Linked DNA regions of Homo sapiens: region 2 is linked to region 1. The links are chromatin loops, found by intact Hi-C in ENCODE. Cell type or tissue: heart left ventricle. All regions are shown on one strand. Links, peaks and the distances in the headings refer to the core of each region. The heading gives the core; the rest is flanking DNA. Region 1 overlaps PRMT8 (protein arginine methyltransferase 8). Region 2 has its middle 110 kb from the start of THCAT155.

Region 1 (15,697 bases), core at 3,799-11,798:
ATTGGTGCAGTTGGGTTCAAACCTACCATCTTGCTATTTGTTTCTCTATTACTTATCTGTTCTTTGTTATGCTTATCTTCTTTTTCTGCATTTTGGGGGCAATCTATAACTTTTTGTACTTTTACAAAGTGGCCACATTAGGGTTTATGGTATATGTATTGAACTTATCATCATCTACCTTCAAGTAATATTATAGCACCTTATATATAGTAATCCCTCTTAGCTGCAGGAGATATAATCCAAGACCTCTAGTGGATCCCTGAAATCAAAGATAGCACTGAACCATATATGTACTATTTTTTTTAATCTGATAACCAAGACAGTTAAGCTACTAAGTGACTAATGGGCGGGCAGCATATACAGCATGAATATGCTGGACAAAGGGATGATTCATTTCCTCGGTAGGTGGAAAGTGAGATGATGCAAGATTTCATCTTACTACTCAGAATACTGTGTAATTTAAAACTTATGAATTGCCTACTTCCGGAATTTTCCATTTAATATTTTCAGACAATGGTTGATATCTGGTAACTGAAACCATGAAGAGCAAAGCCATAGATAAAGGGAGACTACTGTATAGAAACCTTCAACGATATATCACCATTCCTCCCCTTTTGGCCTTTGTGCTATTGCTGTCATTGATTTTATTCCTATGTATTTATAATTCTTACAAGATTTTTAAAAAATTTAAATAGTTAATGATCTTCTAAAGGGATTTAAATAATAAGAAAAAAAGCCTTTTATATTTACACATAGAGTTACCATTTCCAGAGCACTTCATTCTTGGTGCATACCCAGATTTCCACATGGTATTGTTTTCCTTCTGTAGTATGCGCCTGTGAATGATAAAATCTTTCAGTTTTTGTATGTCTCTAAAAGACTTTACTTTACCGTCATTTCTGAAAGATATTTTCACTGGGTATAGAATTCTAAGTTGACAGTTTTTTCTTTTATCTTTTTGGTCCTCTGAAGATGTTGCTACCTTATCTTCTAGCTTGTGTTGTTTCTTATGGGAAGCTGGCTGTCATTCTTATCTTAGTTCCTTTGTAATATATCTCCCCATCCCCCTCTACCCCTGCCACTTTTAAGATTTTCCATTTATCAGTGGTGTAGAGCAATTTGATTATGTACCTTGGTATAGTTTTTTTACTCCCTCACGATTCTTGTGTTCAGGGTTTGTTGGGGTTTTCAGATCTGTGGGTTTATGATTTTCATCAATTTGGAAGATGAAACTCTAAAGCCGTATTTCTTTAAATATTTTTGTGTCTCCTCTTCCTTCAGGTGCTACAATTACGTTCATATTAGGCTATGTGAAGTTGTCCCACAGCTCAATGATATTCTGTTTAACTTTTGTTCAGTATTTTTTTCTCTGTGGGTTTTTTGGATGATCTTTATTGCCTTGTGTCAAGTTCACTAATATTTTCTTCTGTAATGTCTAATCTGCTATTAACCTCAATCAGTGTATTTCCTTTTTATTTCACATAGTTTTTATCTCTAGAAGTTCAATTTCGGTCGTTTAAATATCTTCCATATCTCTACTTAACATGCTCAATCTTTCCTCCAGCTTCCTGGAGGAAATAGAATACAGTTTAATAAGTACTTTAATGTCTTATATACTAATTTCATCATTTGTATCATTTCTCGGTTCAGTTTTGTATGATTGATTTTTTTTCTTCTTTATAGGTAGTATTTTCTTGCTTCTTTGCAAGCCTAGTAATTTTTGACTAGATGCCAGACATTGTAAATTTTACCTCATTGGGTGATGGATATTTTTAGATATTTTATGCTTCTAAGCTTTGTTTTGAGATGCAGTTAATTTAGTTTAATCCTTTTAGATCTTGCTTTTAAGCTTTGGTGGGATTTGAACTATCTTTGGAGCTAATTTTCCACTATTCAGGGGAACAACAACAAAACACCTCTTCTGAGTATTCATGAATTATGAAGTTTTTACTCTGGCTGGGGAGAGCAAGAACTATTTCTGGCTCTGTGAGCCCCACAGAGAAGTCCCTGTGTCTTTTCAGTAGTTCTTTTCCGAGGCTGTGGTAGTTTTTTCACATCCATGGTTTGATCAGTCTCAGCTGAAGGCTTGCAGGGAACTCTTTACAGATCTCTGAAGGCTCTTCTCTGTATAGTATTTTAATCTACAAGACTCTGCATTGCAAACTTTATCTGTCTTGCTGTCCCCAGATTCCCACCTTCAACTGAGAGAGATTACTGGGTCTGCCTGGGTTCCTGTTCTCTGTATGGTAGGCTGGATAATCCTTCTAGGCAGTAAGCTGGGGTAATCTTAGGGTTTACCTCATTTATTTGTCATCTCTCAGGGATCATGGTTTTCTATTGCCTAATGTTCAATATCTCAAAACCTATTATTTCTTATCTTTTATCTGTTTTTTTAACTCATTGTTGGGTTGCTTGGGAGTGCTTTAAAAAATCCAGTTTCTTGGAATCTGTATTGGCTAATATGAGGCCACCTTTGGAGCAGACCCGCATATTACCCAGTGGCTGACGTTATTCCCTCTCTAGCCAGAATGCCAGTATTTTCAGTGAGTGTGTACATTGGAATTTCTGGTTAAAGAAGTCAGTCACTTCTTCTAAAAATATGAGTGGAAATATAATCATTTGGAGTAGATGGGTTTGCTAGAATTAGGTGGAAGATGTCTAGAAAGAGTCTATGGAAACCAGGTGAGAATCTAGATTAAGTTGGTATGGCTATGATTTTGGCCAGCAACTTGTGATTTTCTTTCTCTCTTATAACATGATTTTGTAGTTCATTTTTCTCCACCTTCAGCTCAATGGCCAGATGATGGAGCCTGAGAATCTATGAGGAGTCAGCTCCTGGATCCTCACCAGTTATGCTCTATGGGCTGAATCAGTCAGTCAGCGTCTCTGAACCATGGCATCATTACCTGCAGAGAGGGCTTGTACTACACGGGTGCAAAGAGATGGTTGGAAAATGTCTAACAAATACACTTAGATCTGTATTTGAAGCCACTTGTAGTGTGTGGAATTATGGATGCTTAATAAATGCATTCTATGTTTGCAAGATATGTTCTTCTCCTAGAAATCTCCTTATCTCCCAGGAGATAAGACACTTCTTGGTAAAGACATTTTGAGTACCACTGAACCCTCCAAAGAGTATTGAGTATTATTGAGATTCTGATGATTATTATTCCCAATTTTGCTTTTCTTCTGCCACCTCTCTGCCCTCTCAAGGGAAGTGAATGCTCTCTGATCACATGGTGGGAAAGGGCCTCCTTCACTCGACTATAATAATAAATTTATGAAGGGCAACATTCACCCAGTTGAAGTGTAAGTGTACCATTATCACATCTTTCTTATCTAGCTTTATACTAAGTATTAAGAGGGAAACACAGACATATAAAATCTGGTTACTAGTCTGAAAGAATTTACTTCTTGTTGTAGAAGTAACACCTACAATTGTGAGATAATCTTCAGGAGACAATTTGCCAGCAAAATAAATAGGAACATAGCCCATAGTTTCAGATAAGCAGATGCCATAGGAGGTCAAAATAGGAGCAGGAGAGACCCAAGCATCAGCGGCTGGAGAAAATGACTGATTTTCAATGATGGCTACCTTCCTAAAGATATCAATCCCATAATGCCCAGAAAGCTCAGAGGACGAAGGGCAGAACCAAAGGCTTGAGAGTGCACAATGTGTAAGGGAGGGGCCAGGGCCAAGCAGCCAGCAGAACAGGGCTCTACGGGCAGCCAAAGCCACTGTGTCCTGTGCCACGAAAGGCCCAGAGAGCATCTAAAGATAGCACCCTGGCACAGAGTCATACGGCGAGAGCGGGAAGCCTGGTACTCCTGTACCACACGCTCGAATTTCCTCTGAATATTTACACGCTCAGCGTCTTCCAGTCATCACCATAGCCCCACAAAAGAGGCGGGACAGAAAATCATTGCCATTTGGAGAAGAGGAAACCGAGGATAGGGAAGGCTCAATGGCCTTTGCACAGTGACATGAACAGGGAAGGAGAGAAGCAAGTCCAGAACCCACCGGTGCTGTTTCTGGCTGTGTGCCTACGAAGCGGGTACAGGGAAAACTCCTCTGAGGACTCCAGCCTGGGGTAAAGAGAGTCATGAACATAGCATAGGTCCCACAGGGATGATTTGACCCAAATCTGGAACTAAAAGTGTAGTCTAACTCCAGGCAAGGTGAGGGTAAGAGAGGACACTGGCTGTGTGTTTCTACACATCTGCCCATAAAAGAGAGTGGAGAGGGAAGCCAGGGCTCCGTAACCCCCTTCAAGTCAAAGGAGGGGAGGAGGCTCCCTTGCCTTGGGGAGGGAAGAGGGAGGAAGAGGAGGGGAATGCATAGGGAAGTCTGCTTTTAAGCCCATTAATGAGGAAGAGCCAAGCATCCAATTAACTTGACATCTCTTGCAGCCAAAATATCTGAGGATATAAGAAGCGAATTTAATATGTGGAGGCTTGGGAGACAAGTGACTAATAGTGGAAAACAGCCCCAGTTTATTTAAAAAATAGGTCAGGCCCAACAAATCCAATAGATTCCCTCTCAGCACTTACGGATCCAGGAGACAGAGGGAGTGCTGTGTGGGTGCAATGCCATTTTGATTTGAAGCAGACATTGTTGTTGTACCACCAAGAGACAGCCAGGGCTGGCAGGAGGCGCCTGTGCACAGCATGCAGCTGCTGAGGGCGGCCTTCGCGTCAAGCGTCTCAGTGACCCTGGTCAGGACAGCGAGTCCCTACCAGTGACCGGCCCAAGGTCACGAAGCCTGAAGGTGGCGGCGCCCACACCCAATCCCAGCCCCTCTACTCTCAGAGCTAAAGTGCTCTCTGTGGCCTTGGGTGCCTCTCTTCCAGATGTCCTTGGCCCGGCTCTGGGAATCTTGGTTGGCTCTGAGATGGCAGCACCAGGCTGCCATCTGAGAGCTATGGCAGAGCTCAGGGCTTCAGCGAGGAAGAGAGAAGGCCTGAAGCTGTCCTCGGCACTGTCAGGACAGGGTTCCTAGGCACCAGCTGGAGAGCCTGTTAACATGCCCAGTGTTGGGTCTCAGTCCCACCCTGATTTCATTGGTCTGCGGTGGGCTGGAGATCCACCAGCGACGGCCGACATGGATTATAAAACAGAAACACTGTTTGAAGTCGGAGCCCAGGTTGTTTCTTTCAGAACGTTAATTTCTAGAGATGTTTATAGATCTCAGGAAAAAGTGTGTCACAGCCATAAATGTGATAGTAGTAGATGCCCTAATTCCTCTTAGAAATTTATATTATATAATATTTATATAATATATTTAATACATATACTATAATAAAATCATTTATTTTAGCATTTTAAAGGCTTAAAAGTATTGCAATTAAGAATTCTCTTTATGTAATCCCAGCGCTTTGGGAGGCCGAGGCAGGTGGATCACCTGAGGTCAGGAGTTCGAGACCAGCCTGGCCAACATGGTGAAACCCCGTCTCTACTAAAAATACAAAAAAATTAGCCTGGCATGGTGGCGGGTGCCTGTAGTCCCAGCTACTTGGGAGGCTAAGGCAGGAGACTGGCATGAACCCGGGAGGCAGAGCTTGCAGTGAGCTGAGATCACGCCACTGCACTCCAGCCTGGGCGACAGAGTAAGACTCCGTCTCAAAAAAAAAAAAAAAAAAAAAAAAAAAAAAGAGCTCTCTCTTTAGCTTATCTGCCCAAACCTACTTGCCATGGAACCTTTTTCTAGGAGTACCAATTATACAGTATACAATGTGGGAAAATGTTACTCTAGACCAGTGGTTTTCAAACTTTATGGTGTATCAGAATCACCTGCTGGGACCCGTCCCAAAATTTCTGATTCATTGGTTTCTGTCCTTCAAGGCCTGGGAATCTGCATTTCTTACCAGTCCCCAGGTGATGCTGGTGGTCTGGAGACCACACTTCAAGAACCACTGCCGTAGACCCCTCTGCAAGCCCTGGCTCAGCCGAGGGTCCTGGGAGGCCTCCCAGAGTGGGAGGGTGGAGACTGAGAGCAGTGGGCAGCAGGAGCTAAGAGAAGGGGTTTCCAGGAAACACAGCCTTGAGAAGGCTTGACTCTAAGGTAAGAAAACCCTATGTAGGGATGGGCTCTGCCAAGATCCCAGAGTTAGAGTCAGAGATTCTATAAAACAGGGGGTTCCAAATGGGGGACAGCCGACCCTCTGTGACAGGCATCAGTGGCTTGCCCCCAACATCCAGGCCTGGAAAAGGCAGATCTGGAGAGCGTCTGTGCCTACGAAGCCAAGTCTTGTGAAGGGCATGAGGCAGACGACTGAAGAATAAACCAGAGCAAGCTGGGGAGCCCGGGAGGCCACATGCAGAAGACAACACCGTCTCGCAGGACTGGCAACACCTAGATCAAGCTTGTCCAACCTGCAGCCTGCACACCGCCCAGGATGGCTTTGAATGTGGCCCAACACAAATCCACAGACTTTCTTAAAATACTATGAGATTTTGTTTGGATTTTTATTTTTTAGCTCATCAGCAATCGTTAGTGTATTTTATGGGTGGCCCAAGACCATTCTTCTTCTTCTAATGTGGCCCAGGGAAGCCTGGACAACCCTGACCCTCCTCCCCTTTGCCCCCAGACTCTGGGCTTCCAGCCCCGAGGGTAAGAAGCAGCAAGCTAGAGCTACCTACCCTAGCACAGTACACCCCTCTGAGGGGGCTGACTTCATCTGCCAGCCCCGATGATAAGACAGGGGTGCAGGAGAGTAGAGAGAGGGTGCATGTAGGGCTGTCTTGGCCAAAGGCAGGCAATAAAGCTGTACTTTTGCTTTCTTAGGTGATAGGAGAGGTCCCAATGCCCAGCAGAGCCCTTGCTTGTCTTGCTGCTGCCTGACATTTCACATAAGAATGTTCTTTTTTTCTGCAAACCTCTGGTCCCTATCTAAAGGCAGGCAGATGGTTCTGGAAGAGCTAACCCTTTGTGTAATTATGCAGAACGGGAGCCACAGCTTAGATCACAGCCTGGTGAGTAAACACAGGTTGAAGAGAGGTGTGGTGAGTGTCTAAGGGCGACACTGGGCAGAGGGGCTGGCACGAAGGTGGGCAAGGAGGGAAGAAGGTGAAGGCGGTGGGCAAAAGAGTGGGGTGAGGCCCAGGCTGGAAGCCTCCTGCCACCCCTACTCTGTCCCCTCCCACTGCGATCCTCTTTCTTCCCTCCGTGGGCCCTCCAGGCCAGGCAGGCGGCTGCTGAGGACAGACGACTCAGGTTAGAAAAAGCTCTCTTGACATTTGGAGAACAGAGCAGGATTTGGCTCCTCTAGTGGAGCCTCTTGTTCTCAGGGAAATCATTTTAAAGCTTGGGCTGGTGCCAGCAGGAGCCATTTATAGCCCAAAGGGCTTAGGTTCACTTTGGCTGCCTGGTGCAGAGAGTGCTGGCTTCCCTCTCCCCTCTGCAGGCTGCCTTCCCCCTTCAGATGTCCAGCACCTTCACTCTCCTTCCTTAAAGCTTCTTTTTCCTCTCCTCTACCACCTCTTTCCTATTCTCTTGGAGGTTCCAGTTCCAGATCCACCTCCGGACCTAGATTCCCCTAGGTGAGCCTAAACAAATTCCTTTCCTTCTGTGGGCCTCAGTCTCTCCATCTGCACCCTGACACCTATTGTCTGCTCTCTTTAAACTCTGTCACCTTGGAGAGGTGCCTGCCTGTGCCTACCTCCACTGAAGCGCTCTCCTCTGTCTAGTTATTGCCTGTTGACTCTCTTTCTGCCCTCAACACTGGGCTTCCTGCCTGGGCCAGCTGTGTTACCCTTTTCTGAGCACAGGGCCTGGCTCCTGGCAGTAGCTCAGTTAAGCTTGGTTGGGCCGAACTGAGCTAACCATGGCATCAGTTTCAAGAGCACAGGTTTTGGCATAAAACAGATACTGGTTGACATCTTGGCTGTGCTGCTTGCTATCTCTGGGCCCTGGCAAATGACTGGACTTTGTGAGCTTTAGTTTCCTCATCTGTAAATGTCAGTTACTATGAGGATTTCACGAGATGGTGTCTATCTATAAAGTGCTTGGCGCAGCGCCTGGGGCGCAGTGGGCCCTTAGTCAATGTTAGGTCTCATCACCATCATCATCCTCTGCCATCTACCTGCATTTTCAAGGGATGTGGGTTAGGTCAAACATGCTCCCCCAAATCCCCACCCCTGCTTGTGGAAATCCGACCCACCCTTCAAGGACGAGCTCACAAGCTCACATGCCCCTTCTTCAGGAAGCCAGCTTCCTCCTGTCTCCAGCTCTGCTGCGTCCATAACCTTTCATCTCTGCATTTAGTGGGCCCGAGGCCTGTTCACCCCAGTAGAGTGGGTAGACTAAGACAATCGCACTTTATTTATTAGGGAGAAAAACTGTGCTGAAGCTGCCCTGGGTAAGGCCAGTCTGGGGGCGGAACACTGTGTTGGGGGAGTCCTGATCAGCCGCTGGCGTGGTGAGTCGAAGGCAAATCACAAGTATTGACAGTGGAGGGTGATTCTCACCATATCAGGGAGGCAGACAACATCGGGAGACCTCCAGCAAGTAACAGGGCCCTGGGCCTGGGCCTTTGGACGGAGGTGGGGAAAGAGCAAGGCAGGGTGCTTTCTCTGCCCTGGGGCCCAAGAACCCAACAGGACAAGGCTGGAGGCGATGGTGCAGAAACAGGTACCAGAACCGACTCCAGGGCAGAGCAGGCAGGGCCAGACCTCCAGGGTGATGTGGGCACAGGAACCCTGGAAGGGACTGGGGGCACTGGAATGTCCAGTGGGGAGGGACTTGGGCACAGGGAGCAAATTGGAGGTGAGAAAGCTGCAGCCATGAGCAGACCAAGACGCTGATGTTGAGAGTCCAGCTGCCCATCCGAGTGTGATTCCAAATCCTTTTGCTGACTTCTCAGACTATGTATACAAGATTGGAGTTTGAAAGTCACCTTCACTCAGAGACTCTGCTTGCCTGGTGTGGCTTAGGGAGGAGTTGAGCCTTCTGACTTTACAGAGGAGACCACTGTCATCCCCCAAGACCTATCCCCTGTGCTCCTCAAGTCTCAAGAGCCTTCAGTTGTGGCTGAACAATCATGTATATCTCTTGGAGATGCATCTGGATTCCTATAAGTGTTCCAATTTGCCTGCATAGGATCCATAGAATACCCATATGTCTCTTGTTTCTTTCACAGGGCTGGCACAGTGCCTTGCTGTTGTAGAAGTTCAGCAGGTAGTTGTAGAATTTAAAAGCATCACCCCATGTAGCTGAATGTTCAGGGATCACAGGCCACGGCTGCTTCCCACCCACTCCCAGCCTTCAGGGAGAGGGTATGCCTGTCAGCCAATGGGCAGAGTGCCAGGCTGCAGACCAGGGTCTGGGCCAGTCATTTATTTGTCCCCATGACCTGTGGCTATTGAAATGAATGCCCCCAAATCCATGCATCCTTTTGCCTCCTGCATGGCACACGGCAGACACTTCATAAGCTGGCTGTTGGGGAGAGTCTCAGGGAGCCCCATGGAAAAGAGAACCTTGGAATCAGAGTTGAATGACAGCTTATGGGTGCTGGAGGCCCCTGTGACCTTGACCGTGCACAATGCCCAGGCCAGCTAGGACTTTTTCCTCTCCTTAATATATTTAAATGGAGTCAATACTGGGGTCAGCTTCATGCACACAGCCTTCTTCAGCCCTAGAGGTGAGGTGATCTGCACAGCTTCCTGAGCAGGGTCCTCCCTGGTGGCTGAGGTGTGGAGGGCCCCAGCCAGGCTGGATGGAGGTTGACTTTGTTTCGGAGCCCTTGCTTGGACACCGGAGTGCAATGCTCGGGCCACACATCCTTGGAGGAAGGGCAGCCTGGAAGTGGTGGAACAATCTGTCATGATCATATTTTTGTGTAATCAAACACTCTTCCCATAATACCTTTAATGGCCGCATAGTGTTCTATTGTGTGGCTACACCACAGTTTAATGTCTCACTTTGTGGAACATTTCAGTTGACTCCTACCTTTTGTCACTAAGGACAGCATTGTCATGAAATTCTCAACAGCTACATCATTATGATGATCCATGATTCTCTTCTTATGGTAAAGTCCACAGAACTTCAATTGCTGGGTTAACGGATTTGTGCTCTTTAACACTTCAAGTACATTTTACCAAACGGCCTTTCTAAAAGTCTTGACCTATTTTCATTCCCACTAGAAATGTGTGAAAGGACCTATCTCTCTGCAACTCTTACATATGCAGAGCTGTGGTTGTTTTGGTGGGAGAAGAGCTTATCTGGTATTTAAAAGCTGTAAGTTTTCTATTTGAATTTGAATTTACCTGATTTCTAATGAGGTTAAACATTTTTGTTGCACATCAACCTGCCATTTGTATTTCACATGTACTTGCCTCATGTGGACAGATTATCCAATCCTTTCCCCAATATTACATTGTGGGTGTTCATCTATTTTTGTATTGGCTTGTAAGAGCTCTCTACGTATTAAGGGCATTAACCTTTGTCTGCCACATATGTTAAAACGTACTTCTCGGTTTATCATTTGCCTTTTAATTTTGTTTATGATATTTATTGTCTGGAACTGCATTAATGTCTTCTTGCTAGACATCTTCTCTTATATGACTCAATGACATTTCAAACTCTGCATATCCAAATTGAAATTCATTATTTCCCCCCACCCCAACCTGCTCTGCCTGCTGACTGGCTTATTTTTGTTAATGTCACCACCATTTCCCTAGTCACCCAGGCTTGAAATGTTGAAGTCATCTTTGATTCCAGCTCCTCTCTCTTCCCCTACATTTTGTCAGTTGCCAAAGCCTGTAGAGTCTATTTCTGCACTTTCTCTGGCAGGCAGCCCCTCGGACACCCCAGTAGTTCAGGCTCTCATTATTTCTTGACTGGACTTTGAACATAGCCTCCAAAGTTCATACTTTGCCTCTCTTCCATTCCCTTCTTTTCCTTGGCCCCTCCTGTGTGCTGCTACCACATCTATCTTCCTAAAGAGGAGCCCAAACACAGAAGTCACTGCTTCCCTGGTTACAAACCGGCAATAGCTCCCCGTTGTCTTTTGTATTTAATTACGACCTCTTAGCCTGGCCATAATTTCCTTTCAACTGAATCTCTCACTGTCTCAGCCAAGCTGCTCCCAAACAAACTCACTGCTCTCCCGCCTTTTGGTTGCTCAAGCCGTCTCTTCCTCCACCTGCCAAAATCCGTTCAAAAAGCTCCCACCTCACCCCACCTCCTGCTATCCCAGGGCTTCCTGACTCTCTGCATTAAAGTGAATTCTCTTTCCTGTGAACCTCCAGAACAATTTGCTTGAACTTCTCTTGTAGAACAAACCTTATTCCAGCATCTATCAGAGACAATAAGGGTCTTAGAATCTAGAAAACAGGGTCCTGGGAGGGCACAGTTCCCACACGTCTATTTCTTCCACAGGACCTGCACGCTGCCTTGCTGTTGGAGATCTGTGCAGTAGGCAGTTGTGGAATTAAAAGCAACACCCCATGTCGCTGAATGTTCAGGGATCACAGGCCACTGCCGTTTCCCACCCACTCCCAGCCTCCGGGGAGTCTTAGCCTGTGGAGTCCCAGGAAGCACATGGAAAAGAGAGCCTTGGAACCAGAGTGGAGTGACAGCTAAGGGGTGCTGGAGGCCCCTGTGACCTTGACCATGCACAATGCCCAGACCAGCTCCGACTTTTTCCTCTCCTTCACATATTTAAATGGAGTCGATATTGGGGTCAGCTTCATGCACGGAGCCTTCTTCAGCTTTAGAGGTGATTCTGCAGCCTGCACAGGAGTGTGCACTTGACACAGTCTATTTTTAGCCTCCCAGAGACCGTGACCAACATCCCAAGCTGAGAGTGGGCACACCTGCTGCATTCTAATGAGGCAGCCCCACTCGCCTTTGCCAGCCCGCCCGGGATCTCACCGACGTGAAATCTGATGTTGCTAAACTGGGAAGTCTGCTTATTTCCCAAGGGCGGTAGCCTAGGTACACTGGGAAGATGGGACCATCCCACTGCCCCCAGCTCACTCCCCTGCAGCCCTGGACACAGAACAGTCTTGGGACTGCGCGGAGTGATTCCACGGAGGGGTTGAAATAACTTGGCTTTCTTGATCTTGCTGTGTCCTAGGATTCCCCTGTTTCTCTTGCTAGAAAGGAGACAGTAAGTCTGAGCTGACCCAGCTCACAGACAAGAAAATCGAGACATAGAACAAGGACATGATGTATGTAATAATCATAAGCACTTACTATGTGCCAGCCTGTTCTAAAGTCTTTCCATATATCAACTCCTCCAAACTTTTGGACAAATTTTTCAGGTAGGTTTTATTATGATTTGTGTTCTATAGAGGAGGAAAAGCTGAGGCACAGTGATGACAAATTATTTCCCAAGGTCACACAGCCAACAAGCGCTGGGTTTCAGAGTCAGGCACTGTGGCTCCAGGGTTTGTACTTTCAGCCAGTTCGCTATCTGCCTCCTAGTATCTATTTTTAATTTTACTAGAGCCAGGATAGGACCCAGGAGCCTGGATTCCCAGCCCTAGAGGACTGACTACTAGATAATACTCCTTTTTTTATTTTTCTAGTTCAGCCCTGCTTTGAGGCCTTTACTGTGCCTTGTACATCTGGGTCTCCTGCACTCCAGGCAGAGGAGGTCTCCTGGCATAACTGCTTCTGTTGCAGTGTTTGAGCTTCTGGGCTCCAATTGCTGTCTCTGGGCTCCAGAAGCTCTGTGGACCCCCATCTCCTTCTCCCTGCTCCGCCTAGCCTGTGGAGGACCAGGGAGCAGACAGTGATGGGCAGCAGCAGTGGGTGTAGAGCTGGGCTGGGCCTCAGGATTGGGGCACCCAGAAATAGCAATAATTGGTTGTGTGGAGGCCATCAGTGTGGGTATCCACAGTGCTGAATTCAGGGTAGAACTGTGAATCAGAAACTAGGGGGCAAGACAACAGGTAGGAGACACCAGAACCTAAGACATCTGCATTTTGGGGGCCGTATCCTCTTCTAGCTTGATGCTGCCTGTTGAGTGGAGAGAAGCCCATGGGTTCACGTTCCTGAGGATGCAGGTGGGACTTCGTTTCCTCTAACAAACTCTTACTATATGCCTGGCCCTTTTCTAAGCACTTTGAAATACAAACTTGTCTAATCCTCAGGACAACTCTAGGAGGCAGGGACCATTTTATTCCCATTTTAGAGAAAAGGAAACTGAGGCACTGAGAAGTTCATAAGTTTGCCCAAAGTTGTATAGCTGGGAAATGGCAGAGCTGGGATTCAGCTCCGGAATCTACACTCTCAGGCACCATGCTGTGCTATGCATCTTTCCCTTTATTGAATGTTTCCTATTTGCCTTCAAAGGAAGATACTATTTTCCCCATTTCACAGATACAGAAACTGAGGCCTGCATTGCTCAGGTCACCTAGCTAATAAGAGCTGAAGGTGGGTGAAATCTAGGTGTGTGTGGCTCCTCGGTGGACTGCCATCTCTGGACAGATCACAGCCATGAGCCCAACTGCTGGGAGCTGGAAGGGCTCACCTACCTCCCTTTCAGGAAGGGCTGCTGTGGCTGCTTGAGGCCGGGCTCAGGGAGGGGGAAGGAAAGAGGACCGCAAGCCTCCGAGGGCGGGACCCCGTTGTCTCTCCTAACACCCGACCCCCTTCTCTTCCCCTCAGGTGAACAGCCCCCCCTCCCAGCCCCCCCAGCCCGTCGTCCCTGCTAAGCCCGTGCAATGCGTCCATCATGTGTCCACTCAACCCAGCTGCCCAGGACGGGGCAAGATGTCCAAGCTGCTGAACCCAGAGGAGATGACCTCGAGAGATTATTACTTCGACTCCTATGCCCACTTTGGGATCCACGAGGTAAAGTGTCCCGAGTGGGTGGCTAATGGGGCGAGGCTGACTCTGCTGTTCTGTTGTTTTCAGAGGCAGCATAGTGTGTTCAACTCCTTACCATGGTAAAGGGAGTGCTCCCAGTGTTCCTGAGTCCTCTGACCCTTTCTCCAATCCGGGGGGCCCCTCTGGGAGGGGGCCAGGCCAGGCCTGGAGCAGGGGAGCAGGTGAAAGTGTGTGTCTGTATACTCCACAGCCAGAGAGAGCACACAAGGTGCTTACGGTCCATTTGTTTTACATTCCAGCTCCCGTGTCTCTCCCCAGCCATAAACCCAGCTCATCCATTGTGGGCTGGATAGCGCTGGTCTTTGGACCAGGAGCTCAAATGCTGCAGTCAGAGTCCTGAGGCAGCAAGGACCTTTCAGAGGTCATGATGTGCATTCTTTTGACCAATGAGCACCTCCGGGGGAAGAGCTGCAGGAAGCTTTCTTGGGAGCTTGGCCCAGGTCTGACACCCTGATTGATTGTCTGGAAATTCTTATGTCTAAATGCCAGTTTACCCCATAGCAGGGAAGACTAATGTTGACTATGGAACAGAACAGAACCTCCTAACAAGAGGCATCCTGGCCATAGTGGGGGCCTAATGGTGCCCCTACTGTATATCTTTCATTATAATCTCCAGCACTCTCTCCAGCCACCCCAAATAAACAAGTAGGATTTACTGAGTGCTTGCTAAGTGACAGGCACAGTTCTAAGCACATTATACGTATCATTTCATTTAAACTCTATGAAGAAAATATGTCCGTGATCCTCTTACAGCATAAGAAAAAATTGAAAAAGGAACAAAAGTTTGCTTGCTGTGCAAATCGGTTTTCAAAACAAGTCTTGAAGATCTTCCTTCCACGTACTCACTGCTGTAAACTCTTCCTATGTGGAAATGATGACCCTGCCATTGCCGGAAGGGTGTTTAGTAATAATAGCCAGCTCTTTTGTTTGTTTGTTTCGTTTTAGTGCTTACTACGTGCTGGTGTTGTTCCAAGCATTTTATATTATTGGTTCATTTATTCTTCAGGTCAATCCTGCAAGGTTGGTGTTATTGCTTGTCCCCATTCTCCAGATGATTTAGGCCCTTAAGAATCAAATCAACCCTCATTCATCCTTGACGGTTTTTTTGTGTGCGTGTGTGCGTGTGTGAAAGGCCACAAGCTAGTAGATGGCACAGCTAGCAATCAAACCTTCACCTTTTGTTCCTAACCATCATGCCATACAGCCCTTAAAACAAGTTTCCTTTCTTTCCATCTGGAAACTGTAAAAATTAAATTGCCATATTTGTTCCTGCTGGTTCTTCTGCAGCCCTACATGGAGGTAGAGGGTGGAAGGAGGCCCCCCAGTTACTTCTAGACTCAGGGGCTCAGCCTCATTTAATCCAGGGAGGCTCAAGGTTTGGGTCCCTGAGAACTGTTCACCATGTAAAACCATTAAGCCTGGACCTGCAGGGGAGGAGGACTGGGGCCTGTGTTCGGTCCAGAAGGTCCTGGCCCAGGAGGGCCTGGACAGCTGAGCCTGCAGCTTCTGGGAGATAAAATGCCATCTCAGGGCAGATGGATGAACTCTTACCCCTTCCTTGACCCTGCTCTCCACTGGGCTAGGGATTCCTGGAGCCCCATCCTTGGCCTGTGAGAGGCTCTTGGGGGCAAAAGAGACTCTGCGAAGGCCCCTTCCTCAAGACCTTGTCCCTAATTAAAAGTCATGTTCTCCATGTGACAAGTTCTAACAGGCCTGTGGCTCTGGGTACCCATTTCAGGACAGATTCTTGGGAAAAGAGAGCAGTTCCAGGGACCCCAAAATGTCTCCTCTTGGGCCTGCCCAGAACTCCCCCATTAGAAACCAAACAACCATGAGGTGCACCTCAAGCTGGGTCTGCA
Region 2 (15,697 bases), core at 3,623-11,622, 71 kb after region 1:
GAATGAAAAGATCCTCAGTTGGAGAGAAGCCACAGACCCACCTGGGGCACTCGGGCAGGGCTTCACCTTCTGGCTGCCTCCGCATCCATTTCAAATCACAAGAACTTGCTGGTGACCTTGAAACCGTGCCTAGCGTGCTAGGCCCAGTGCCTGCTTTGCATACCAGGGAGAAGAGCAGAAGATAATCCAAAGTGTTATTTTACTTTGGAATTCAACACATGCTGCTTTTCCTGGGAGAATTATTCCTTTAGTCATATTTAGTTTCAGTTAATAATATATTGAATTTGTATTCTTGGAGAACCTATTCTCTTTGATGACCGGAGTTAGTGGCTTGGAAGCACATTCTGGGGACCGGCCAGGGGAATGGGGTGGGGACTAGGCTGAGAACCTAATCTTGATGGCAATAACAGCCGCATCAATGCTTAAGACTTGTTTGGCTACATTTATCGGGAAATTACCAACCAAATCCCCACTGTCAGAAATTGCCATTAATATGTCAGAGGCATGCACCACTATGGCATTATGAGTCAGAAGGCAACAGGAGAACAGAACTGTAGGGGTCCTTCTCTGTGCTCAGGGAAGGACTGGGCCTCCCAAGAAAACATCTGTGCAGGAATGAGGAGCAAAACCTAGAGATGTGGAAATAGTGTGTTGCACACACAGCTGTATGGTCTGTATGGTCTGTATAGTGTGTTGCACACACAGCTGTATGCGTGTCACCACGAAACATGGAAGATCTGTTTGGAGGCAGGAGGGAGGTACACTCACTCAGCGCCTGTTACCTGCATGCTGGGCACGGCGCGCAGATGATGCTACTTCTTTTTCAGCATGAGGCCAGGTTCTGGACCCAGTTGGAACCAGGAGTGCTACATGAGTGGTCTCTCCTGACTTCCTCCATGTCATGCATATTTCTTGGGTGCCTCCTGTGTAGCAGACTTCTTGCTAGGTGCTGGGAACGCAGCACTGAACAAAAGAGATGCCAGCCTACTGTCTTGGAATTTACTGGCTGCTGGGGAAGCAGACACTAAACAAGAGGGATAAATATTATGAAAAGGAAGCAGAGGCTGAGGGAGTAAGAGACTGTTATTTAGAGACTGAGAACAAGAGAGCTTCCCTGAAGAGAGGACTTTAAACAGAGCCTTGAAAAACTGGAAGAGGAGGGGAGGGAGAGATGGAGGGAGGATCCGGCAAAAACAGCCAGTGTCAGGGCCCAGCCCGAAGGAGTCCAGAGAGCTTGGCACAGCTGAAAAAGAGGAGCCCGCAGAGGACCAGGGGAGAACCCAGAGAAGGGAGGCCTGAGATACAGTCTGGGTTCCATGGTCAAGGGCCTTGCAAACTATGTCAAGGACACATTTTCCTTAGGCAATGAGAAAACACTGAAGGATTTTAATCAGGAAAGTGACAAGACAAGATTTGCATGCCACACATGCTCACCAGCTAACGAGCTCAATTTGGCAGTTGTTTCCCTTGAAAAATGGTAATACGCTTAACCCACTGCCTACTTCAGAAAATCAACCGCAGAACAGGTCATCCGTAGCAGCGGCAGAACCTCTAGGAACCATGAGTGAAGGATGGGGACTGAGGCTTCTTTTGGTTGCTGTTGTTGACAATGGCTTGAATAGATTGCTGCGTTTTAGGATTGCCTTGTTCACCCGGAGGAAATCTGCAACCGGCCAATTTGTGCAACTCTGAGATCATTTGCATCGTCCTTTCTGGTGTCATGTCATACTGTTCTTCCCAGGAGGACAGCCTCCTCCTGGCTCAGAGTATGTCATCGCCTGGGAGGGGGAAGGCAGTTGGAAGGGTTGGTGCAAGGCTGGATCTGCGTTTGGGGATTGTTCTTGCTGCTTCAAGCGCTGGGCAGCTGTTTCCAGGGGAGCAGAATGCTTGGCATCACTTTCAACTCACGGAACATATTCTTGAAGCACCTTTCAGAGGCTCCGTGGGTTGTAATGGGTTTCTGATATCATGACAACTGCTTTTTGGCCATGGTTGGTTAGCTCCGTTGGATAGAGCATCGAACTTCAAGCCAAAGTCACAGGCTACATAGACACGCAGCTCTGTTTCATGGGCATGGATGATGCCTTGAACTCCAGACAGCCATGGAGATAAACAGGCCTGGGGTTGAGCCTGGCTCCTCCAGTGAGTAGCTGAGACTGGCAGGGAGTTACTGGAATTGTCTGCTTCTGAGTGAATTCTTTCCCTGTTAGATGGGGAGGATAATAACACCTTTCTCCCAGGGTTGTTGCAAGTGTCAAATGACACTGAAGGATTTAAATGAGATCATGTGAGATCACATGGTAATGCACCCCGGGGCACAGGCAGCTGCTTATCAACGGCAGCTCTTTCTCTTCTTGGAACTGAGGGCTCCAGACAAGAACATGCAGATGACTCCGGGCTCTCCCAGGGAGAGAGGGAAAAACAAGTCCAAGTACAGTCTCTCTCCACAATGGGTCAGAGTGCTGGCTTCACGTGGCCAAAGAGAGAAGGCACAGGATCCTGTGTTGCTTGGGAATAATTCCAAAGGTGGCTTCGGAGATACCTAGATTAGAAATGCCAGGGGAATTCAGAGCAGGGCCAGGACTTCCAGGCATCTGAGGTCATTAAACGTGACTCGGGGCCTGAGGCTGCACGTTGCAGAGTGTGGAACGGGCCAGTCGGCAGGAGGTTCCCCATGGTGTCCTAGACTGAGGACCCGGAATGACCTGAGATAAGAATAAGCACAGGACCCTGGAGCCGGAGGAACATATTCAAACCCCGATTCTCCCACTTCTGGCTGCGTAACCTTGAGCAAGTCATTCAGCCTCTCTCTGCCTCAGTTTCCTTTCTTACAAATGATGGTAGTCGTATTATCTACCCGGTGGCATTGTGGTAAGAGTTAAATGAGAAGCATGCCAGGTATGTGATGCATAGGTATAGAATAGCTGCTCCTCCTAGGAATTATGCCAGGCTTTGCACACCTCCGGGACTTGGGCACATCGGCCCTTCTGAGCCCCACAACCTGGCTCCCGTGCTCTCTGGAGGTGAGCAAAGCCCACCGTCTGTGCCCTACCCTCACCATGCTGCATTTCCAGCATCTGTTTTTGTGTCTATCTGTCTCCCCAGCAGACTGTGATCTCCTTGAGGGCAGGCTCTGCATCCCACTTATGCTGCGTGTCAGTGGCAAGTACAAGTCCCTAGCCCATCACAGGTGCTTAGTAAATCTTTGCTAAATGAGCGAATGCTGACTTGATGCCATGGCACCCACGGCAGTCTCCAACCTGCCTGCTGCTCCTAATCTCCGAACCTACTCTCTCCCCCGCCCTGGGCCTCGGTGTTCTCATTTATGGGAGGAAGGTATTCGCCTAGAATTAACTTCAGGTCCTCACCCAGCTTAAAGAAACTGTGATTTTTGTGATTCTACAGCTCTTATTTTGTGACCCTGGGCTCAGAGCTTTCTAAGAAGATCCCGCCCCCAACTGTGTAGTGGAGGAGAGTAGAATGGCTTATTTTTGGTGGAAGTTGGGGGTAGGAGTGAGAAGTAAACGCTCCAGGAGGAAAAGAATTTCCTGCCCGGGCTGCAGAAAGACACCGTGGAGGCTTTGCCAGTGAGTAGCCGGAGGAATGGAGGGTTGAACCACCAAGATGTGAGGTTTCTCAGTTGCTTGACTGCCGTTCATTAGCGTGCGACTACAGAGATGGGCCATTTCTTGGAAAACCATTTTAATAACTGAGAGCAAATGGGATTAAGGATGCTGGCTGGCATCTGGCCAGGACCGCGTGGCTCTCATCCACACGGGGAGTTAATTTGTCTCTGCTAATGTTGCCTATTGATTATCGCTCACAATATTTTCTTTCAGGTGTTTCTCTGCAAAGTGTTTCTATTGAGTGGGCCTCTGGCAATGTGGTTTCTGGGGGCTCTGTGAGGGGAGAAGAGTGGGGAGCAGAGCCGGGTAATGTCTAGGATCAAGGGAGGCCTGGGGAGCGATGGCCAGTCGAGAAGGCAAACCTCGTGCCGCGTCCACACAAAGTGACTATGGTCCTGAATCCGGGGGTCCTGGGGCCAGATAAGCCCTGGCCCTGCCACCCCCAACCGTGACTATAGCCCTGAAGCCGGGGGTCCTGGGGCCAGATAAGCCCTGGCCCTCCCACCCCCAACTTCGCCCTGGTCGCCAGTCTCCCTGGCTCTGTTTCCACAGGGCGTGCTGCGGAAGTGACTTGTGAACTCTACACAGCTGTACACACGTAGCTTTTTATGTTACTCCCTCCCAGTCCACAAGCCACAGCTGGCTTTGAATATTCACATTCATGGAGAAGACTATGACCTGCAGAATTTCAAGTAATGGATAATCCAAAAATGTAATTTGACTTGAAGCTTGTAGTGTGCAATCCCCATGCCCTCACCTCATTCTGAGAAATCCTATTTTGAGAAATCAGAGGCTGTCTGGATTTAAGTTTTAAAAACTCAGTGTTTGAGATTTAATGACTTGAAGTCTGGGATGGGGGAAGTACAATTGGGTAGCCTGGAAGCACGCCGGACTCTGGGAAGACTGAGATTAAAGGTATGGCCTGGCTGGTAGAATAAACACGTAACACATTAGAGCTGAGGTTGTTGCTTATGCGGTTTCTTGCTTTACCTCCATCCTCACGCACCCTGGCCACCCCCACTACTCTGTGCTGGCCTGAGGAAGCTGGCCAGAGGGTGATGCTCGAAGTGCCTCCGGCCTTACCTCCCACCCCATCCTTCTACTCTTTCTTCAGGCACAACTGCAAATCTGCTCCTGTCGCTTTCCTGTTTAAACCCCACCCCCGATCCCCCCACCACCAGTGGCTCTCTGTTACCTACAGGCTGATACTGAAACTCCTGCTTGCCCAGGGTAGGCTGTCTGGCTCTGATCTCCCATCTCCCATTCACTGTCGAAGCCCCAGCTCTGTCCCCCATCCCCGGAGTCCTCATCCTGTGCACCGCCCTGGCCATACAAACCGTGTGTCCCGCATGCCTGGGCCCCGTCAGCTGTCACTCTCCTGCTTCCCTGATTTCCTTCTGTTATTTCCCCCCACCAATCATGAACCCCTTTGTTGGAACTAGCAGTCCCCCCCACCCCCATTCCTCCACCCAGAGGCAACTGGGTGTCCAGTTCTCAATGTCCATAGCACAGAGTGAATATTCCTGATCTAAAATGCTTGCAACCAGAAGCATTTTAGGTTTCGGATTTTTTTTTGGATTTTGGATTTTTTTGGATTTTGGAATATTCGCATACACATAATGAGATATCTTGGGGATGGGACCTAAGTCTAAAAATGAAATTTATTTATGTTTCCTATATACTTTACACACAGAGCCGGAAGGTGATTTTATGTAGATTGATAATTGTGTGCACGAAACAAATTTTTGGCTGTGTTTTGACTGTGGTTCATCACATGAGGTCAGGTGTGGAATTTCCACCTGTGGCGTCATGCCAATGCTCAAAACATTTCAGACTTTGGAGGATTATGGATTTTCCAACTAGGGATGCTCATCCTGTATTCTGCATCATCCCTCTCTCATTGTTTTCTACCTGTTTGCTGATATAGATCTTTCACCAACTTGGAGCTCCTTGATTCTTGATTTCTTTATTTTCATATTCTAAGAGCATAGGGTATGGCATGGTACCTCAGCACGTATTGAAACTTGGGTGGGAAGTATTTCAGGCCATTAACAAAAGGACTAAAGAGGAGAGAGTTAGGGATGAAATCAGAATGGGTAGTGTGCGTGGTTTCATCTGTGTGTGTGTGTGTGTGTGTGTGTGTGTGTTGTACACCCACAGACACAGGATGAGTCAGTGTAGCCCCTGAGCCCACCTCCTTCCTGGGTGTAGACAATCAGCACTGACCGCTGTCCGGGCCACTGAGAGGGTCTGGCAGTACTCGGGAGGCCTCAGCACCCTGTTGGGATCTCTGCTTTACTAATGACCTGCCGTGTGGCACTAAGCAAGTCATCAACATCCTCTTAAAGAATTCAGAGAGCGCAGGCAGTGTGGTCAAAGAGGAAGAGGCATCAAAGAGTGGATCTAAGGTCAAGAAAATGCTTGCAAGCTTCTGAGATTTTTCGCTTTCTATTATTCCATTTCATTACTGTTGGTGCTAATAATAGTAATGTTAAACAATTGAAAAATAAAGATCTTCCAGCTTCTAATTAAATCAGAATTTCCAGCAGCAGTTGCGGGGCGGGGGGGTGCAAGAGTTGATATTACTATTTTTAGGGACAGGATCTTGCTCTGTCACCCAGGCTGGAGTGCAATGGTGCAATCATAGCTTACTGCAGCCTTGAACTCCTGGCCTCAAGTGATCCTCCCACCTGGGCCAGGAATTACAAGTGTGAGCCACTGCACCTGACCTATTTTTAAAAAATAAAATAAACTACCAAAAATAAAGAAAAGCCCCGCAGGTGATTTGAACCTGCATCCACTGTTGAGAACCCGAAGTAGCCCCTTCACCTGGGCTCATGTGGTCTGGGACACAGTGCAGTCCGGCCAGGGCAGTACTGCCAGGTCTGGGGGGCTGATCTCCTGATTCCAGCGACTGCAGTGCTGGCCAGGCAGCCGGCCACCTGCCAGGAGATGGGGCATATGAGAGACCACTTAGCAAGTCTCAAAGGAATGATGCCCAGGGATTAGAGGGGATGTGGCTTAATTTACAGCAGGAGAAGATTGGGTTAGATCAAAGCCCCAGAAGGGTTCCCAGTGAATATCCGTCCTTTGTGATGTGGGGAACCCTGCTGCCATGGAAGCTGTGAGACTCTCACAGATGCCTTACTGGAGTTGTAGGGTTCTGGGTGCAGTGAACCCCCTTCCCAGCACTGAGTGGGAAGAAGTTGCAAGGCTTGTGTGGAGCCAGCTGTGGATAGCAAGGGCAATGGGCCAGGGACCAGCTTGGCTGCTCACTGACCTCAAACCCTGGGCACGTCCCTCCTCCTGCCTGGGCCACAGTCTCCTTCCTGTCTATGATTTGAGGAGGGAGCATAGTGAGCGTAATGAGCCAATTCTCAGCCAGCCTGGGGCTTGTTTGTACACACTAGTCAATGCAGAAGACCCCGTTGGCCGGGGGTGGGGGTGAGGGGAGGATTGGCTAGAGTGAGGGCACCCAGCATTCACCCTGGGGGGTGGAGCAGAGGTTAGGGGTACTTACTGGTCTCTGGCAGAGTTGAGGGAAGCCAGACCCCTGTGCTGCCAGCCACTGCTCAGACTAAAGGCTTCCTGTGCCACCGAGTGGGCTGGAGGGAAGGGGAGAGCAGGGGAGATGGGCCTTATGAATGAAAGTTGCTTTGGGAGGGGGAAGGAGAGAAGGGAAAGGAAGGGGAGAGGGAGCGGGGAGAGCACAGAGGAAGGAAAAATGCAGTTTCATCTGCTTGTTTGTGTTTCTTGTATTTAAGATGCCGACTCCTAGCATATTTTTAAATCCATCAGACATGAAAGGCTGATTTAAATAGACCCGCAGTGTGAAGCTGATGATTTCACTTGCCACAATAGGGAAGCTGGCAGGGCTCTGGCCAGGATCCAGCACCTCCCTCCTCGCCAGGGAAGCTGCCGAGCAAATCGCTCTGGGCTAGATAGACTTCCAAGCCAGGTGCTTTCCCCTCCCTGATGGGGACGTAGAAAGAGGAGGAGGGATGGTGGGGAAGAGGAGGAAGAAGTAGGACAGGGAGGAAAGTGAAGAAGAGACGGGTTAAAGGAGGGAAACTGAACTTGAGAAATGAACTAGCCCCCCGTCCTCCTGGGCCTGGAAATCTTCCTAGCTCAGGTCATCCTGACTCCCTGTACCACCTGTGCTATATCCTCTCACTTCACCCTCAGATCCAGGACTGTGGGGTGTAGATGGGGGCCTTGTAATCCTTTGTACCTAATTTCCCAACTGCATTTCTAAGAGCAGAGCTTCAGAAAGTTCACCCTGTGAGGCAGCCTGTTTCCTTGCTAGACAGCACTGTTGGAGATAAACTCCTCCGTTGGGATAAATTGAAATCCTTTCGCTCTGCCATCACCAGTTCTAATCCGGCCCTCCTGAGTCCCTCAGAATAAGCTTAAAGCCAAAGTCAGCCCTTCATCCCCGAACTGCATACTCAGGTTCCCTCTCCAGCGCCAATCCTTCTATGCTGATTTCTAGTCTTTACCGTAAATTATTACAATGCAAATCTCTGCAAAACCAACATATTTCTGGGTGTTAATTAATGTATCTCCTGCTATAGTCAATGCAACAAAATTCCAGGAACCACACAAGATTTTTGCCACTTGTTTCTGTTGTTGTTGTCATTCAACACACTCTGACGATCTACTCTGGAGCTAGGCGAGGGGCTCCTGTTGGCATACAGGATATGAAGGTCTGTCGACCAGAAGCTTGTCTACAGGGTGCGGGGCCACACTCAACAGAGAAGCATGTTCGTGGGCAGGGGTAGAAGGTCGAGGAGCACTGAGCACCCTCCCACTGCGGAGCTGAGAGTCGGGTGAGGTGGGGTGAGGCCCTCAGGGGAAGGAGGGTGGGAGTTATGGTAGAGGCATTTGTACGGCATGTTAATTTCTGCTTGTGCATTTCTAGCTGTTTCCTCCCCTGAAGCACAGTGAAGCACCAAATCCTGTACGTGAGCTTGTCTTCCTTTCCAGCTCTCTCATCTCTTAATATAACCTGAGACCAACACTGAGCGTCTTACAGCTTCAGTTGCTGGGGATCAAAGAGAATTGAATCCTTCCTTCATTCATGGAACACAAATGTTGTGACAGTGTTTCTTCTTAAAATTTTTTATTGTGGTAAAATATACATACCATAAAATTTACAATTTTAACCATTTAAAAATGTACAATTCAACGTCATTAAGTATATTCCCAATAGTGTGTGCAACCATCACCACCATCCATCTCCAGAACTCTGTCATCATCCCAGTGTGAAAGTGTTTTAGAAACCATATATGTAAAGGCAGGTCAATTAGGAATGTGCTAGCTGAAGTCTTGACCGGACAGCAAATTCATCCATCCACCTACCTACTGTGTTTATGTACCAGGCTTGATAAATACAGAAACAAATGAGACCAGAACTACAAGGTAAGAACCTTGTCGTCTGTGATGCTGGGCCCCCTGTCCTACTTCAAAACAGAGTGGGAAGATAGAAAGGATTCTTAGATGAGTCTCTAATTGAAGGAATTCAAGTTTTACTTATTCTCCTTTCCCAGGGAAATGGGAGGTGCTCTCACCCATGGCCTCAGCCTTTCCAGTTACCAAGAGGTGTGGGATTTTCTCTCTCTTTTGTATATTGTTTTGTTCTGGTCTCTTGCATGGGGAGACAGAGGACGATGTAATAACTATCATTTGTTTAGAGCCTTTCAGCTGACTAAGCTCTTTCCCAGGAGTTCTCTTTTGACCTTCACACGAGCCTGCGAGGGAGTAAGGCAGAGAGCACTATTTTGCAGATTTGAAAGCAGGCTCAGAACATCAAGCAGCTCCAGGTTTTGCCCAGGGCCACACAACTTGTGTGCAGGTCCTTATTCTGAGCAGGCCTTTGGGGCTAGAGGAAGCCGCTGAGAGAGCCACAGCTGGGTAAGGGCAAGGGAGGCTGCTTTCACAACAGGAAGGAGGAGAACAGGGCAGGGAAGCATCTTTTGTGTAGAGGCGTGGAGCCCAAGTCACATTGAGTTGTTGAGCTGCCTGTGGGTAATGGATTGCTACTAGTGGCAGCTGGGGAGGCCGCGGGGTGTTGAGACGGATGCTTTGTTGGGCACCACACTGTCTGAAAGGCAATTGAATCGCAGCAGCTGGAACATGCCAACACTTTGTTTCAAAAGTAAGCAGCAGCAACTCATTGGCATCAGTGAGGCAAATCCTAAGGTCTACCTAGGCCACAGGTTAGGGACCTGGGACTCCAGTGGAGCAGCTCACCAGGGGATGGGCCTTGTTCCTGAGAAAGGATGCTCTGCTCTCACTTGTTCCTACAAGTTGAATGTTATTTGTCAGACACTGGACCAAACATGTGGCCACAGAGATGAATGCTCCTGCCCTCAGGAGCTCAGTCCAGTGCCTCTAAATTATTAGAGCCCTGTGGGCAGTGTGTATGAACAAGCACCATACAGAATGGCGCAATTTGCTTCAGTGCAGAGTGGCCTGGAGAGCCCATGCGCCTGATGTTGGGCCACACCCTGACACTCTGCCCTTGACCTAGTGCAGCACGTGCTCAGTGAATCCCAGTTCCCATCATGTTTCCCAAATTCATTCTGAGCTTCACATGTTTTGATTTCTATTTATAAATGTTTCTTTAAAAATCCCATTCTCTCTGTCTATGGTCTTCAGGCATTTTTGCTTAGCACCGCAGTGTTGTTTATGGGTGGTATTTGTTATAGGTCAGATGGATCCACTCATAATTCATTATGATAGCACAGGCCTCACTGGTCCTAGGAGTCCTGAGTTGCTGGGAGAGGAGTCTCCCGGTGCTACGACAAGAGCCTGCAAGTACCACGTTCAAACCAGAGCCAAAGCCTTGATGAAGTCCCAGCTCTGAGAGGGGGTCAGTTCTTGGACCTGACTCAGCCCTAGCCCCAGAACGATAAATGACACACTTTGCCCAAGCTCCTCAGTTTCTACATTGGTTTCGGGTCCTCTGCCAAGCACCATATGGTTTCCCAATCCCTGTCATTTCTAGCAATGTTCTCCCTAAGTAGGGCACTTTGATTAAATTGGTTCCACTGAATTGTAGAAAAGGTGGAGTTATGATGTTCTTTGTCACTGCTATTGTTAGTAATTAATATGTCTATTAATAGAAACATCAACAGAGTTAGGAAGTGGGGGAGGAGATTTAGAAGGTGGTTGTATCCTGTTAACCCTCTCCCCTGCCAGATAAGAAGGGACAGAATAACCAATAAAGTAAAAATCCCATGGCTTTTGACTAAACTTTGTTGGAATTTGTGCAGCCTCTTTCTGCTCCCCAGAGGAAGGGAGGAGAGGTGGCAGTGCTCCTAGGGCCAGCTCAGAAACCAAGCTCGGGCTTTGATCACAACCAGCAACAACAGGCTACTTAAGTCTTGGGTTTTGTATGCATGTGTACCCATAATTTCATTATTTTGAAGTAATTAAGCTGGCTTTTTTAAAGAAAAGCTTCAGATTTGCCCTGATTTGCAGTCTTCCCCTGCAATCCCTTTTGAGTAAAGCTTTGCAGGATGACTGAATTCTTAGAAGGACAGGGAAGATTGTCTGAGCACGTCTGGCCTCTCTTTACTTCCCCTGAGAGACCGGATAACTCCTTGGGCAGCTCACCTCCTCCAGAAGGGCAATAGAAGCTCAGGAAGAGGGGAGGCGTTCTCAGACCTGAAGGGCCTCCTCCTTCTTAGAATCCAGAAGAAACGAGAGACCTTAGAGAGGAGGGTAGAGGTCAAGCTAAAGAAAAAGGCCAGAGTCCTAGCTGGGTTGTGTGAAGTAGGAGAAAGAAAGCAGAGATCGGCAAGCAGAATTTGGTTTGTGCACAGGACAGGTGGCTACCAATCTTACTCTTTGAGACTTTAAGCTATTTTAAATATGTGTAAAGACCTAAAGTAAATCATGTCTAAAGAACTAAAGGCAAGTGTGAGGATAATGTCTCACCAAATAGAGAATACTGATGAAGACAGAGAAATTATAATAAGGAACCAAATTCTGGAAATGAAAAGTACAATAATGGAAAAGAAAAATTCACTAGACAGGCCCAACAGCATATCTGAACAGGCAGAAGAAAGAACTAGTGAGCCTAAAGATCAGTCAATTGAGATTACCCAATCTGAGGAACATAAAGAAAAAAGAATGAATAATAATAAACAGAGCCTCAGAAACCTGTGAGACACCATCAAGCATGTCAAACGCACATAACGGGAACCCCAGAAGGAAAGGAGAGAAAGAAGTAGAAAGAATATTTGAAGAAATAAGGACCAAAATCTCCCCCAATTTCATGAAAACTATTAATCTGCACATTCAAGAAGCTCAACAATCTCCAAGTGGGATAAACTTAAAAAGATCCATAGCTGCACATGTCAAAATGAAACCATTGAAAAACAAAGACAAAGAATTTTGAAAGCACAAAGAGAGAAACAATTCATCAAATAGAAGGGTTCCTCAATGATACCAACAGCTAATTTTACATCAGAAACCATGAAGGCTGGAAACAGTGGGATGACACAGTCAAAGTTCTTTAAAAAAAAAAAAAAGCTGTCAATCAAAAATTCTATATCTGGCAAAACTATCCTTCAAAAATGAAGGATAAATTAAGACATTTCCAGATAAACTGAGAAACTTTATCTCTAACAAGAGAGTTTGTCTCTAACAAGCCTGCCCTACAAAAAATAGTAAAAGCAATCCTTCAGGCTGAAATGCAAAGGCACAAGATAGTAATGTGGATCAACATGAAGAAATAAAGAGTGCTAGGAAAAGAAATTATGAAGTCAGATATAAAACAATACAAATTTATTTTTTGTTGGTAACTCTTTTTTTCTGATTTAAATAAAATGTGTATGGCAATAATTATAAATGTATGTTGATGGGCACAAAATGTATTAAGATGAAATTTGTGACAATAATAGCATATGGGAGGGGAAAACAGGACCACTTTAGAGCAACATTTTTGTATACTTGAAATTAAGCTGGTATTAACATGAACAGATGGTTATAAATTCAGATATTAATGGTAATCCCCAGGGCAACTACCAAGAGAATAATTCAAAAATATATAGTAAATGAAACAAGAGAATGAAAGAAAATATCTATTTAACATAAAAGAAGGCAGTAATGAAAGAACATGAGATTTAAAAAGACATATGATGTATAGAAAATAAATAGCAAAGTGGCAGACAAATCTTACTTTTTCAATTATATTAAATGCACATAAATTAAACTTTCCAATTAAGAGATTGGAAGAATAGATTTAAAAAACATGATCCAACTATACGCTGTCTCCAAGAGACTCACTTTAGATTTAAAAGTACAACTAGATTGAAATTAAAAGGATGTAAAAGATAAAGATATACAATGCAAACAGCAATAAAAAGAGAGCTGAAGTGGCTACACTAATATCAGACAAAATTGGCACGGTGGCTCACACCTGTAATCCCAGCACTTTGGGAGGCCGAGGCAGGCAGATCACCTGAGGTCAGGAGCTCAAGACCAGCCTGGCCAACATGGTGAAACCCCATCTCTACTAAAAATACAAAAAAATTAGCCAGGCGTGGTGGTGGGTGCCTGTAGTCTCAGCAACTCGGGAGGCTGAGGCAGGAGAATCGCTTGAACCTGGGAGGTGGAGGTTGTGGCGAGCCGAGATCACGCCACTGCACTCCAGCCTGGGCAACAAGAGGGAAATTGCATCTCAAAAAAAATAAAATAAAATAAATCAAGTTTGAGACAAAAATTGTTACCAAAGACAAACAAGGACACTTTATAATGATAAAGGGTCAATCCATCCAGAAGAAATCACTATTATAAATATATTTCAACCTAGCAATAAAGCCCCAAAATACATGAAGCAAACTGAGGTCTTTGAGAATAGAGAAGGCAGCTTTGTCCTAAATATTTGACTGCCATAACCTATTATAGTGGTTAATATCCAATAACTAGGGACTCATTCCTTGGAGTTAAAGGTTTGCCTCCCCTACAGTTCTTCGTTAAAGTATAAATATGTCCCTGGAAGCCACCAATTGTGTTGCAATTCCATTTAGCTGAAGTTGGTTTAAGCTCCGTTGGAGCAGTGACTGCTAGTGACAGAGACAAACGGTTGAGCCATTTTTGATAGATTATATAGGTATGGCCTGGCCTGGGCCCAGGAGGAAAGCAGGGAGAAGAAGCATCTCAGAGTGGGTAGAAGTATTAAGAATAGAGAAAGAGTATAGGATGAGGAGCAGGGAGAAAGCTAAGGTATCACAGGGGCACAAAAAAAGTATCGCAGGGGAACAAAAAAAGTCCCACAGAGAGTGTGGGAAACAAATGCTAGACAAGGAGCAAAGCAACTGGGGCACTGCGTTGTGATGAGGTTCTTGGTTTGGCAACTCAGCACTGAGGGCAGCATCAGCCCCTAGAAGAAGCAAAAGGTATAAGAACAGGGAAGCAGGCAAGAGCCGGGGATGGCAATGAGCACAGGCCATTCATTGGTAAATACCCAGGAGTTGTGACCAGGTCTGAGCTGCCGAGTGATTCCTGGACTACCACAGAGAGGGAGGGAGAGAGGGCTGGGTGCTGAGATCAGGCAACAGGCACTGGAAGGCATAGGCACTGATAGAAAAACCAGGAAACTAGGAAACTCATAGGAACAAAGAACAGCAAGAGGCAAGCCAGATATGAGCTCAGAACTCAGGCAAACGGGCTGGGCAAACAGATGCTCAAATGAGGTTGTGTTTGTGAAAGTGCCCAGTTCTGGGCAGATGCTTAGTAACTGTTAGCTGGTTCTAAATATAAAACTGAAGCAAGGCAAGTGGCCAGGACAGCAACTCAATGTTGACAACAAAAATAGCCCCTACGTATTAACACCTCTTATATTCTGGGCACGTTGCTAGGTACTTTACATACATTACCTCATCTAATACTAAAATGACCCTGTGAGGTACACATCGAAAATTCCAGTCTATAGATGAATGTGGATCCTGGTTAAGTGACTTGCTCAAGGCCATTACAACGATGTGAATGACACAGAGCCAGAAGTTTCCTCTGGCAGCCTCTGGGCCACAGTGACAGCCCAGGGTGGCTCTGATCAACATGGTGGCTTAAAAGGAATGGGAGGAGGGGAGCTGAGAGCTGGGGACAAGGAACTTCTCAGAGTTCCTCTGGAGTCCCAATCCTCCACTTTTTTTAAAGACAGAACCTCACTCTGTCCCTCAGGCTGGAGTGCAGTGGCACCATCATAGCTCACTTTAACCTCAAACTCCTGGGCTCAGGTGATCCTCCTGGCTCAGCCTCCTGAGTAGCTAAAGCTACAGGCTCACGCCACCATGCTCTGCTAATTTTCTATTTATTTATTTATTTATTTATTTATTTATTTATTTATTTATTTATTTATTGTAGTGGTCGGGTCTTGCTGTGTTACTCAGGCTGGTGTCAAACTTCTGGTCTCAAATGATCCTCTGACTCAGCTGGGATTACAGGTGTGAGCCACCACACTCGGCCCCCTCCTCTTTTTAAAAGGGGGGTTGGGGAAGAGAGCATCAGAGGCCTGAAGACCCTCCCTGCTCCTTTCTCTCTCCTTTGAAGAATCGTGGTGATTTATCCCACATGCCAGAAGGCCAGGCACTAGGTCACTAGGGCCACCCTTCCCTGCCTTAAACCTTGCATGGCCTGTTTCTAAATGGAAGAATGCAGTGGAAAGCAGGGGCAAGGAATTAGGAATAAAGACACTTGTGGGGTTAGGGAACCCCAGGAATGGTCTGTTTGCCCCATAAATCCCAATAGCTATATCTGCTTTCTGTCAAAAGCAGAAGAGTGAGCTTACTTCCTCCATGGCCACCATGATCTTCTATCCTTCCTTTCCCTTCCCGCACATGACACACACAACACACACGTGCATGCGCGCACACACACACACACACACACACACACATTGGAGGGCCACCTCTGGGTGACCCATGCATCCCCTCTCCCTGCCTCATCCTATTAGTGGGACCACCACCACTGCTCTTCCCTAGGGGAAGGGAGTTTCCTGTGAATTCTCTTTAACCTTGGACTGGGGTCCAGGGCCAGCCTATGATGGAAAATAAATATGT

The links. A loop is a pair of places that touch in the nucleus more often than their neighbours do. Peaks named below come from ENCODE experiments on the same cell type or tissue, not always from the same donor. Only the 100,000 strongest peaks of a DNase experiment are listed, where the experiment ranks them.
Region 2: it touches region 1 in a loop (2.7-fold over the local background); 16 of 110 quality-filtered maps call a loop at or near these places.

The regions. Positions count from the first base shown.
Region 1 is chr12:3,526,990-3,542,686 of GRCh38, forward strand. It overlaps PRMT8 (protein arginine methyltransferase 8), which reads left to right. Exons shown (of 10, transcript NM_019854.5): 2 at 13,617-13,802. Among named protein-coding and RNA genes, the nearest start is that of THCAT155, 42 kb to the left of the region's middle. In heart left ventricle, for the core only: a CTCF peak has its summit at 7,252; a DNase peak (open chromatin) is centred at 7,315; H3K27ac peaks cover 1,130 bases.
Region 2 is chr12:3,597,902-3,613,598 of GRCh38, forward strand. No RefSeq gene overlaps it. Among named protein-coding and RNA genes, the nearest start is that of THCAT155, 110 kb to the left of the region's middle. RefSeq lists enhancers at 2,030-2,855, 9,168-9,669, 9,670-10,169. In heart left ventricle, for the core only: no CTCF peak of the experiment used is centred there; DNase peaks (open chromatin) are centred at 6,500 and 7,510; H3K27ac peaks cover 576 bases.